Linked DNA regions of Homo sapiens: region 1 is linked to region 2. A link is a loop called in an ENCODE intact Hi-C map of the cell type or tissue named here. Cell type or tissue: heart right ventricle. All regions are shown on one strand. Each heading gives the region's core, and the rest is flanking DNA. Links, peaks and the distances in the headings are about the cores only. Region 1 overlaps SLC7A11 (solute carrier family 7 member 11). Region 2 has its middle 350 kb from the start of NOCT.

Region 1 (5,385 bases), core at 232-5,231, 470 kb after region 2:
TCAATTTTCTTTATGATCACAGCTTACAAAACTTGTGGTTTTGTTTCTATAATTTGTAGTTAGATATAATAATCATTTTTTATTTCTGTATTGCTATTATGATCTGCAAATTTTTACATCCCTAGATCATTTTCATCTCACCCATATTTTCTGTTTGTTTGTTTTTTCTGGTTTCTTTTTTACAGCCCACTCTTTACCTTATCTGGAATGGATTTTTTTTTTAAACCTGATATAATATAGGCTCTTGACTTTCCCCCAATTTTCTCAATATCCCAGTATTAGCAAATAGTCATATTACTCCTTAGTTTATGATACTTACATTATATTATATTGATGATACTTTTTATTTATTATATTATATTTATGATACTTACAATATATTACATTGATACTTGTCATTATAATAATAAAATTAATGTATTTTTATGTTATATACTAAGTTGTATTTCAAGGCAATCTATTCCACTTGCCTTTTTATAGATATATCAACCAATTACTATATAATTTTATTAAAAGTTTGTAATACTCTTTTTTAATCTGAAGGGAAAAGTAGCCTCAATTATTATTATTTTTCTCTGAATAAGTCAACATTGAGTATAACTTGTATTTGCATAGAGGTCGTTTTTACTCTTAGCTGTTCAAGTGGATGAAGAGAATCTGTATAGTGCTTTTAAATTTAAAGCTCATGGTGTTTCAAATTATCTTGGTAGTGTTATCTCTCATAATTAAATCTGCTCTATATAAAGATATAGTCCATGTATATGGCTGAGTCTTTTATAGTCCAAAATTTATTTTTCTGTGTACTATGGTTTATTAACTTGACTTATTTTTCTTCTTTCAGATTTAAAAAATGTTAACTAATTAAAGTAACTTCCCAAGTACCTACCAATGACATTAATCTTCCTCTTTTTGTCTTTTGTTCTTTTTACCCCCAAATCCTATTAATACAGCAACTTTTTAATATGATTTTCTACTTTTCAGAATACTTCTTAACAACATAGCAAATGCCAAAATGTTAATGGAAGTATTAATGAAAACATGCAAAAAATATTTCTTTATGATTCTGATAATTATCGAAATTGCCTTAGATTAAACATGAATAAATTTAATTATTATATATGTATTCAAATAGTTGGATATATAATCCTGAGAAAGAATCCTTCACTACATATGTTATAAAAATGGTAATGAACACATTACCTAAGAAGTCTGCACTAGAAATAATAAGATACCTTTTCATTCTTGACATCTTTCTTCTTTTTGAACCAAGTATCTGTAGAAAAATATTTGAATCAAATTTTAATGAAATTCTTATTAGAGGTTTGCTACTTTTCTCACAAAATGGCAATATTGCCAGGCACGGTGGCTCACGCCTGTAATCCTAGCACTTTGGGAGGCCAAGGTGGGCGTATCACCAGAGGTCAAGAGCTTGAGACCAGCCTGGCCAACATGGTGAAACCCTGTCTCTACTAAAAATACAAAAATAAGCTGAGTGTGGTGGCAGTTGCCTGTAATCCCAGCTACTCGGGAGGCTGAAGCAGAAGAATTGCCTGAACCCAGGAGGTGAAGGTTGCAGTGAGCCGAGATTGTGCCATTGCACTCCCGCCCGGGTGACAAGAGTGAGGCTCTGTCTAAAAAATAATAATAAAATAAAATAATAAAAATTAAATTAAATTAAATTAAAAAAAGGCAACATCAATGTAAGCCTATTTCATAACAAGTCTTTTTTTCCCCATGGTGCTTCATCCTCACTTGGTATATTCTAAATATGCATACACAAAACACAATTGTGTTGCTCTTTCAACTTCAGTCGTCACGGAGGGAGCTCAGTATTTTGACAAGGAATGTGAACTGGCTGTTGTATATTTAGAAGTGAGTCTTCCTTGTGCTCCTTTCCCTTCCAAGTGTTGACATTATTTCAGTCTGTTGCTATTTTTCATTGGCTGGTTTCTCTAGATTAGTGAGGCCTGATCCTTTCCATGGCACTCACACCCTGTTTGTACCCAACTCCCCACTGGTGGCTGCTGGCTGATCACACCATGCTGTTTTCGTGTTTTATGGAGAAGTGTTCAGGTGTGGCTGCTGTGTTTGATATTAAATCTGAGATGAACTTCAGGAGATTTCCTGCTTTTTATTACAAATAATTTTGGCTAGGGGCAGTGTTATCCTGTTCATAAATCAGGTGTTCTCAGAGATTTAATAATTTAGAATTCACATGAGGATTTGGTGGAATAAACATTTCCTTTCTCTGTTAAGCTGCCTCTTAACTTTCTATCTTCCCCTTTCTCTTCACTGCTTCCATTTTTTTAAGCCTTCTTTAAGTCTTTGCCAAAAATAAAAATAATAAAAAATAAATAAAACAACAACAAAAGAGGCCAAAGAAGCCAGAAACCCTTTCTGCATGTGGTTACAAGACACATAAAAAGCAGAGTTATGCTTGAGGATAACAAACCGTCCTGACAACCCTTCTCAAAAATGTTTGCACTAGAGATTTAGAGGAAACACTTCAAGGGCCCTTAATAATGCTCATTGAATAGTCTTAATATTTTTATGGAATTGGTGAGTATGAATACATAAATAAAGATGTTTGAAGAGACTATAAGGAGTCAGAAGATGTTTTAGTTTATCTTCATATTAAAAACAGTAGGTAATGGAGAGACCCAGGGTGGGAGACCTACTTAGAAGAAGGAGGTAAGGTTTCCCTGAGGAGGGAGACTTTGATCTGAGAAAAATGGGGGCAACCATGTGAAGATCTAGGGGGAGCAGCATGCCAGGGAGAGGGTCCTCCATGTCTTGTTCTGTTTGAATTTTAGATTCCGTGAGAGGATGAATTTTTGTGTGTAGCTGATGTCTTTATCCCTTTGCTTATTATAATGTCTAGCATATAGAAGATATTTAACAAACATTGATTAAATGAATGAACTTGATATAAAGAATGTTAATAAATGCAATGGGAAATATCCTCCTGAAATTCAGATGGTTTTAAAAACATTTCTTGCAATAAGGTTTTGATAAAAGCTAAGGTTGTAAGATACAGTGACTTATGAAGACATTACGTGAAATAATACAGTCAATGTATGTGACCGTCCAGAGGTCTGACCTGATCCCACAGACAGCCTTTTTAGAATGCAGAAGAGTGAACAGATCACTTATCCTTTAAATGATCTTCTGTAATGATCATTATTTTTCAGCCAGGCTGACACTTTGAAGTTATAATGATGGAAGGTACTTTGATGTGCTGTACTGCTGCTTGAGGACAGAATCACATCTTCAGAAGACAGGAGAAGAGATTGTAAAGTTGGCATCCTATTCTCTCCTGTGAATGACAGAGCAAAATAAATGCAGAAACTTCCTTAGGATGCTCTGTTACATGAGCAAGTGGGCTTAACTGAGTTTTCAAAGAATTCTATTAAACAATCTTTAGGGATTAGCTTTATGTGCTAAAATTATTAAATAATGAACTTTCAAGAAAACGAACTTTAGATTTCATTAATTCAACACCCTTGTCAACTCATGGGGAAGTGTAAGTCCAGAGAGATTTGGTAATCTGTGTTTCTGCTAGTGATGGGGACATGACTAGACCCAGACTTTTCCATAATTCTGTGAAATCAAGTGAATACAAATATCAGAGACAGAACTCCAGAGAAAAGATGTCACCAAAAGACAATTTACATTTGGGATGGTATATATAGACATTTTTCTTGGTTGTGGGAATTTAGAGTATAAAGCTGAGGGAAATGATGGAAGCAAAGAGAAATTAAGAGATGGACAATTGTATGAACCACTTTTGTTTCCCTTGGGCAGAGAGTCCCTGAGCCATTAGATAGTGGCACTTGACTTGAGAAAAATGTTCCTAAAGAGAGGGACATGAATCTTTGTAGTCTAAGAAAAGGCATTAGTAAATACAAAATGAATGCACAAAAGCTTATTTTTCAAAAGTTTTAACTTTTGAGCTGAAAGATAAAAGATCACAACATTTCCATTTCTGCGGGGAATATGAATCTTTATAAATGGACAGCCTGAGGAGAGGAGAGGGAGGGCTTACAGGAGGTTCTGCCATTCTGAGAGCCTTTGTGACCTTTTCAGGAAACTGTCAACTGTTCCAACCAGGAGTCTTCATCACCACTTTCTTGACAGTGACATATTATCTCTCTGAACTGGCAGGGTGCTTAGCCCATCAACTCTGTTTTTTTCTCTTTCCCACCTTTCCCTCTGCTCCATTCAGCTGCTATGTCATGTCCTCTGTGGCCTTGGCATGTGGATTTACCACTTTAACTAAAGCCAGGCCATTTCTATTGGCTTCCCTATCAATTTTATACTTTTCCTACTAACATTAGCTTCATTTGCTAAAATTATTTTTCCCTTAATTACTCTAAGAGTATGAATAGAGATTTATTGCAGTGAAAAATTATTTTCAATTTTAGGGTCAAATATGTGCATACATACCTATATAATCATTCATATTTAGGCATTTTATAAAGCCAACTCATCTATATTTTATTTATTTATTTAAGATGAAGTCTCACTCTTGTTGCCCAGGCTGGAGTGCAGTGGCACAGTCTTGGCTCACTGCAACCTCCGCCTCCCGGGTTCAAGCGATTCTCCTGCCTCAGTTTCCCAAGTAGCTGGGATTACAGGTGCCTGCCACCATGCCTGGCTAATTTTTCTATTTTTAGTAGAGATGGGGTTTCACCATATTGGCCAACCTGGTCTCAAACTCCTGACCTCAGGTCCACCCGCCTCAGCCTCCCAAAGTGCTAGGATTACAGGTGTGAGCCACTGCACCAGGCCCAATTCCTATATATTTTAAACTATAGGAAGCCAGCATTGGGTCCACAAAGTGATGTAAAGACATGACTTTGAGCATCTAGAACAGTGATTTTAAAACCTACCTCAACTACTGGAACACATCTTTCTTTGATAGAATGTCAATACATAAAACTAGTAAGAGAGGACTCATCTGGTTGAAATGAGTGAGAACAGGATAGTCTATAATCCCATTGCTTATCTTATATTCTAATTCCCAGAGCACCCTACTTGAAAGCCAGTTGTTTAGTTGATCACTAGATATCAAAGTGAAATGATCAATATTAGTTGCACTTGCCTTTTTTGGTCAGAAATGTTGGAGGCAATTTTGGGTGGTAGAAGCAGTAGTTCGTTTGGTGGGATTGAATGTCTCCATGTTTACTTGTTTCATTTCTTATTATGCAGCAGAAATGTGATGGGGCCTGGTTGTGTGTGTATAGTATAAGTGTTGTCAGTTCCTTCTAAGACATGCGTTTACTGTCTAAGGGAATTTTGAACCTCATTCCCATTTACCATGCCAAAACATATATATCTATTTTATGTTGCCTTGTTTTTAGCATAAGAGTATATTTACTTAAC
Region 2 (5,385 bases), core at 152-5,151:
GAGCAGGTGTCTCACATGGCGAGAACAGGAACAAGAGAGAGGAGGCAGGAGTCAGATCTCGTGTGAACTCACCAAGAGAGAAGTCATGCATCATCAACGGGATGGTGCTAAGTCATTCATGAGGGATCTGCCTCCATGACCCGAACACCTCCCACTGGGCCCCACCTCCAGCACTGGGGATTACATTTTAACATGCAATTTGGAGAGGACAAACGTCCAAACAATGTCAGGTAAAGGTGAGCTCTTGGCAGGCTTGCCTTACCAGACTGTGAGACATGCGCCTATCTGAGGCCTAGCGGTGAACATTTTATTTTATTTTATTTTATATTTATTTTTTTTTGTGACAGAGTCTCACTCTTGTTGCCCAGGCTGGAGCGCAATCGTGCAATATCGGCTCACTGCAACCTCCGCCTCCCGGGTTCAAGCTATTCTCCTGCCTCAGCCTCCCCACTAGCTAGGATTACAGGCATGCACCACCACGCCTGGCTAATTTTGTATTTTTAGTAGAGACGGGGTTTCTCCATGTTGGTCAGGCTGGCGTCGAACTCCCGACCTCAGGTAATCCACCCACCTTGGCCTCCCAAAGTGTTGGGATTACAGGCGTGAGCCACCGCGCCTGGCCCAACAGTGAACATTTTAGATGTAAACTGGGATCCTCTCATTATACATGTGAGATTGACTTGAAAATCACTGCTCTGATACCCTTAAAAGCTCAGACCTAAGTAGGGAGTGGGGTGAAGAACACTGGCAGGAGGGCAGCTGTCATCGGCTGAATCGTGTCCCCCCAAATTCACATGCTGAAGTCCCAACCCCCAGTAACGCGGAATGTGACTGTATTTCAAGACAGGGTCTTCAGTAAGGTAAGTCAGTTAAAATTAGGTTATTCTAGTGGGCTCTAATTCAATGTGTTCTCATAAGAAGTGGAAATTTGGACACACATGCAGAGAGGGAAGATGATGTGAAGACACATAGGGATCGGACGGCCGTCTAGAAGCCAAGGCGAGAGGCCTGCAACAGATTCTCCCTCACATCCCTCAGAAGGAACCAACCCGGCCAACACCTTGATCTCGGATTTCTAGCCTCTAGGACCGTGAGACAGTAAATTTCTTTTGTTTAAGCAACCCAGTCTGTGGTACTTTGTTTTGGTAGTCCTGAGAAAAAGATAAAGCGACATCTCAGGACGAGTCCACACCCTTGTGGCAAGGTAGGCCCTGAGAGGGTGACCCTGCTTGCAGGAATGGGAGCAGTCTGACCTGCACGTTATGTGTGGCGTCTGAAAAGTGTGTGGCTGCTGGAGAAGTGCCAGTGTCAGGGTGGGCGAGCAAGAGGCGACAGGTGGTGCTTCTGCAGGGAGGGGGAGTGTGGTGGCAGGGGGTCTGGCAAAAGGCAAGACACTCAGACTCAGGAAGGCATGCATCATTGTCAGGGAGTCTGCCAGACTGAAAGACTAGACAAACCACAGGGCTCTGGTTTTGAAGAAATGAGGATAAGGCTGTTTGTTGCGGTGGGGAGCAAGGTTGGAATGCAGTGGTTGTAACCTGGGGAGAAATGTAGGCACCTGGTCAAGGGAGGAAGGTCATGTTTAGTTACTAGAATACGATCATAAAGTGAGACTGGAACTACCAAGGTCAAATTCCATCCCAAACACTTGTATTTCTGACTTGTATGTCCCTAAATTACCCCTGACTAGGGATATATGGGGTTCTGGTGTCTAAAGCAAGCCTCAACCTACAAGACAGAATGTCAAATGGCTTCAGCAGTCAGTAGTAGTGGTCCAGGGAGACAGGTAGGTCATTACACTGACAATACAATTCTGCTGAATGAACAAGAGGGTACAGCTTCCACAGGAGCCATTTGCTTGGTACGCTTATTAATTTCCAATGTGCCATTCTGGGATCTTTCCCAGAAATGTCATCCATGACTCCTGGGAGGAATTTTTCCAAGCAGGTGTCACTGCTTTGCTGCGAATAGACGGAGCTTCTGAAAGCAACAGGAGTTACCTTTCATGTACCAGGTATCCCAGGCAGAAGCAAAAGTGCCCAGCATATGAGAGGTTGTAGAAAATTTAACTAGGGTTTCCGTTTAGTTTTGCTTATAAACGGAAGATGATTTAAGTGGTTGTTTCATTGTTTTGTGAAAGTAATCCGAGCTACTAGCAGGGGCCACAGAGTCAAATTTACTGGGCCTAATACTTTAGAACAGCACCTTTTGTACGTTTTGCTGCTATTGGATCTTTTGTTCCAGTGGATTTTTAAGGGGAACTCATGACATGAAAACAGATGGAAGAGAAGCAGCTTTAGCTGGAGTAGGGTGGGAGGTCCACATCCTACTCAGGTTCATCTGTCACCCAGAGAGATTTTTTGGTGTGGTTTAAACACCATATACAGCTTGTAGTTCACTCAAAAAGAGTAGCTCGTTCATCAACTGACCAAGCTGAAATATTCTGAATATTGAAAAATCTCAGAAATTTTTTAGATATTTGAAATGTGGGACTTATCTGAAAGGACAAAAAGAAAGTCAGGTAAGTGGCTGTCCCAGTTATTAAATGCTTTTAAATAAATGATTCCAAGACTTAATGGCTTGAAATAACAACACTCATTTGATTTGCTCATGAATTGCATTGGGTAGGGTTTTGGAGGTATGGCTTGTCTGCTCTCATGGTGTCAGGCTAGGGTGGTCCATCTGGGGCTGGAGGAGCCACTTCCAACAGGGCTGACACATATGATTGGCAAATTGTCGCTGGCTGTTAACTGGAGGTACAGTTGGGGCTGTTGGTTTTGACTCCTGATTCATTTCCACATAGGCTTCTCCTTGGGCTACTTGAGCATCCACAGTGTGGCAACTGGGTTCCAAGAATGAGTTTTCCAAGAGGCAGCAGTGGAAGCTGCCAGTGTTGTAAGATCTCGGCTTGGAAACTGGCACGGCGTTACTTCCACCTTACTTCATTGGTCAAGGGAGTTCCAGAGCCCACTCACATTCAAGAAAAGGGCACCGAGAGCCCACCTCTTCATGGGAGGACTGTCAAAATTTTGTGGCCATCTTTAAACCACCATAGGGATCACCTCTCTCTTTTTCCCGTTTTCATATCATCATCCTCTTCCTCCTCCTTCCCCAGAATTGCAAAAATATGAGGAATTATTGCTACGTACCAGTTACTCTGTTCAGCGTCTCAGCATCACACAAGAGAGAAGAGACAATCACATATTCACAAGAGAAGCTTCATTACCTCTACAATCTATCACTGAAGAAAAGTCATTATTTACGATCGCTTATATTTAACATGTTTCAATATTGCCTATTACATAAGCTAGACACTAGATGGAAAACCAGGATCATTGAGACCCAGGACTTAATCTGTTATGAGTTTATAGTCAACAGCTTTGACATAAGACAGAATGTGACTAATTTTATTGTAGATCTGTAAGCAATGTGTTAGGAGAGCACAAACAAGGGGGAGACAGAGTTTGTCTTGGGATAAGTGGGGAAAAATTCATGGGGGAGGCAGCAGTTGAAAAAGCCTCAGATGAGGGCTGAGAATGAAGAACAGTCTAAGAGAGAGGACTTGGAGAGCAGAAGCTCAGAGGTTGGAAAGTGCCAGTTTTGTTTAGGGAATGATGCTCCAGTGTTTTGTTAGGAATCTGCCATGCATGAAGGAGCACTGTGGATGGTAATGTTGGAAAGATGGGCTGAGACCTTGTCAAAAGGTCACACAATTACATTTTTAAAGCTGTGATTTGGAATACTTTCAGTTCCTCGTATTTTATTTGAGAATAAAAAATTTGTCCTGTGCTCACGATGATGTGAGGTTCCACAACGCCATCCACAGCTGCTGTGAAAGGAAAGGAAATCTTGCTTCACAGTGGAGGATGGCTGGAGGTGTGGGGGTGGTTCTTCCTGCTGTCTTTGTCTGGCCACAGTGTGGCTGCATGATTTTGGAGACATTTTGTTTCCTGCTGAAAACTGTGAGTGAGGATTTTTGCCTTTTCCGATGCTTTTTTCTTTTACAGTCTCAAAGCCTTGCCTGCTGGTGTGGAAAAGGTTTCCAAAATAGCTATTGCTCACTTTGGGTAAGATGCCTATGGTCAGCTGGAGGAAAACTGAGCAGGATACAGAACTGAGGGTGTGAATAGCCTGCTGCTGTTCCTGGATCTGCTGCCAATTGACAGCCACATCTTGGAGAAGAAAAAAGAGAAGCAGATATACATAATATGGGATGAGGATGAAATAGGAAACTATTTTTGAAATTAGGGGTCAGGATACTGGGGTATCATTTGCAGTTTAGGGGTTGAGGGTAAAGGAAGTGTTGGAGTGGTTATTCCAATTAGAATATAATGTCATATCAGAGGAGTTGCAATAAAGAATATAGGAAATCCCTTCAGAGGGAAATAAGAGTCTGAAATAGGTCATTAGTGGGTGACAGCAAGGCTTGCAAATGTTTTGAGAAAAAAGATGAAATACTTTGACAGCTATGAAGACATAGAAAACTTAAAAAAAGGAAACAACCCTTCAAAAACTTTATTTTGATATTCTTAAAGTCTGATAGAAAAATTGGAGAAGGTCTTTAGGCAAGAGGGTAGAATCATGGAAATAGGATAACTAATGCATTTTTCATCCTTTTTACTTTTTTAGCTTCTATACTTGTGGATGAACACAAATATAATTAAAATGAAAACAACATATTAAACCCTACTTTTTGGCATTTCAGATATGAAGACACAGGTCTCTACACTGCCAAGTGACTTTTCACTCACTGGGTTATGTGATCACAAGTGCCCATTCAAAAGGAACCTACATGAAGTCACTTTTTGAGGAGTGCAGTTTCCCAGGTCAATTGCAGGTTGACAGGGAATTTACTATGTGCATGTTGGTGTTTCCCCCTCCCCAAAGTCGTGGCCTATCTGGGGCTTGTATCAGAACTCTACATACAGTTCTCACCGCACTGTGTGGTTATCTGGTTTATTTTTGTTTTCTTTTCTACTCTATTTCTCTCTTGTTCTCCTCTCAACTCAAGATATAAGTTTCACAAGAGCAGGGACCTTGCCTGTGCTGTTCACTGCTGAATTCAAGTGCATAACAGCATAGTGGTGGGCTCACAGTACCCACTCCATAAAGAGTGGTTTAATGAATGAATGGCACTGCCCTCACTTAGAGCTGATCTTTCCATAACTTTTGAAAGAAGAGCTTTCCTCCTTACAATGTAACTGTCCAGAAATTGTCTCCATTTAGAAATGTACCAATAAGCAGAGAATGAAAAGGAAGAGAAGTGTGGTTATAGACAGCAGTAGCACCTCTAGCACTGAGAAGCAAAAGGCAGTTGGGTACCAAGGTGAGATGTATTGTCTTTGTAAGGGTGACAAGGCCGAGTGGACAAAAGGATTATAAATA

What was found. Hi-C counts contacts between places; a loop is a spot of excess contacts. Peaks named below come from ENCODE experiments on the same cell type or tissue, not always from the same donor. Only the 100,000 strongest peaks of a DNase experiment are listed, where the experiment ranks them.
Region 1: a loop joins it to region 2, with 3 times the contacts of the local background. A loop is called at or near these places in 8 of 110 quality-filtered maps.

The regions. Positions count from the first base shown.
Region 1 is chr4:138,192,926-138,198,310 of GRCh38, reverse strand. The region is part of intron 6 of SLC7A11 (solute carrier family 7 member 11); the gene reads left to right. Among named protein-coding and RNA genes, the nearest start is that of SLC7A11, 47 kb to the left of the region's middle. In heart right ventricle, for the core only: no CTCF peak of the experiment used is centred there; no DNase peak of the experiment used is centred there.
Region 2 is chr4:138,662,557-138,667,941 of GRCh38, reverse strand. No RefSeq gene overlaps it. Among named protein-coding and RNA genes, the nearest start is that of NOCT, 350 kb to the left of the region's middle. In heart right ventricle, for the core only: no CTCF peak of the experiment used is centred there; no DNase peak of the experiment used is centred there; H3K27ac peaks cover 745 bases.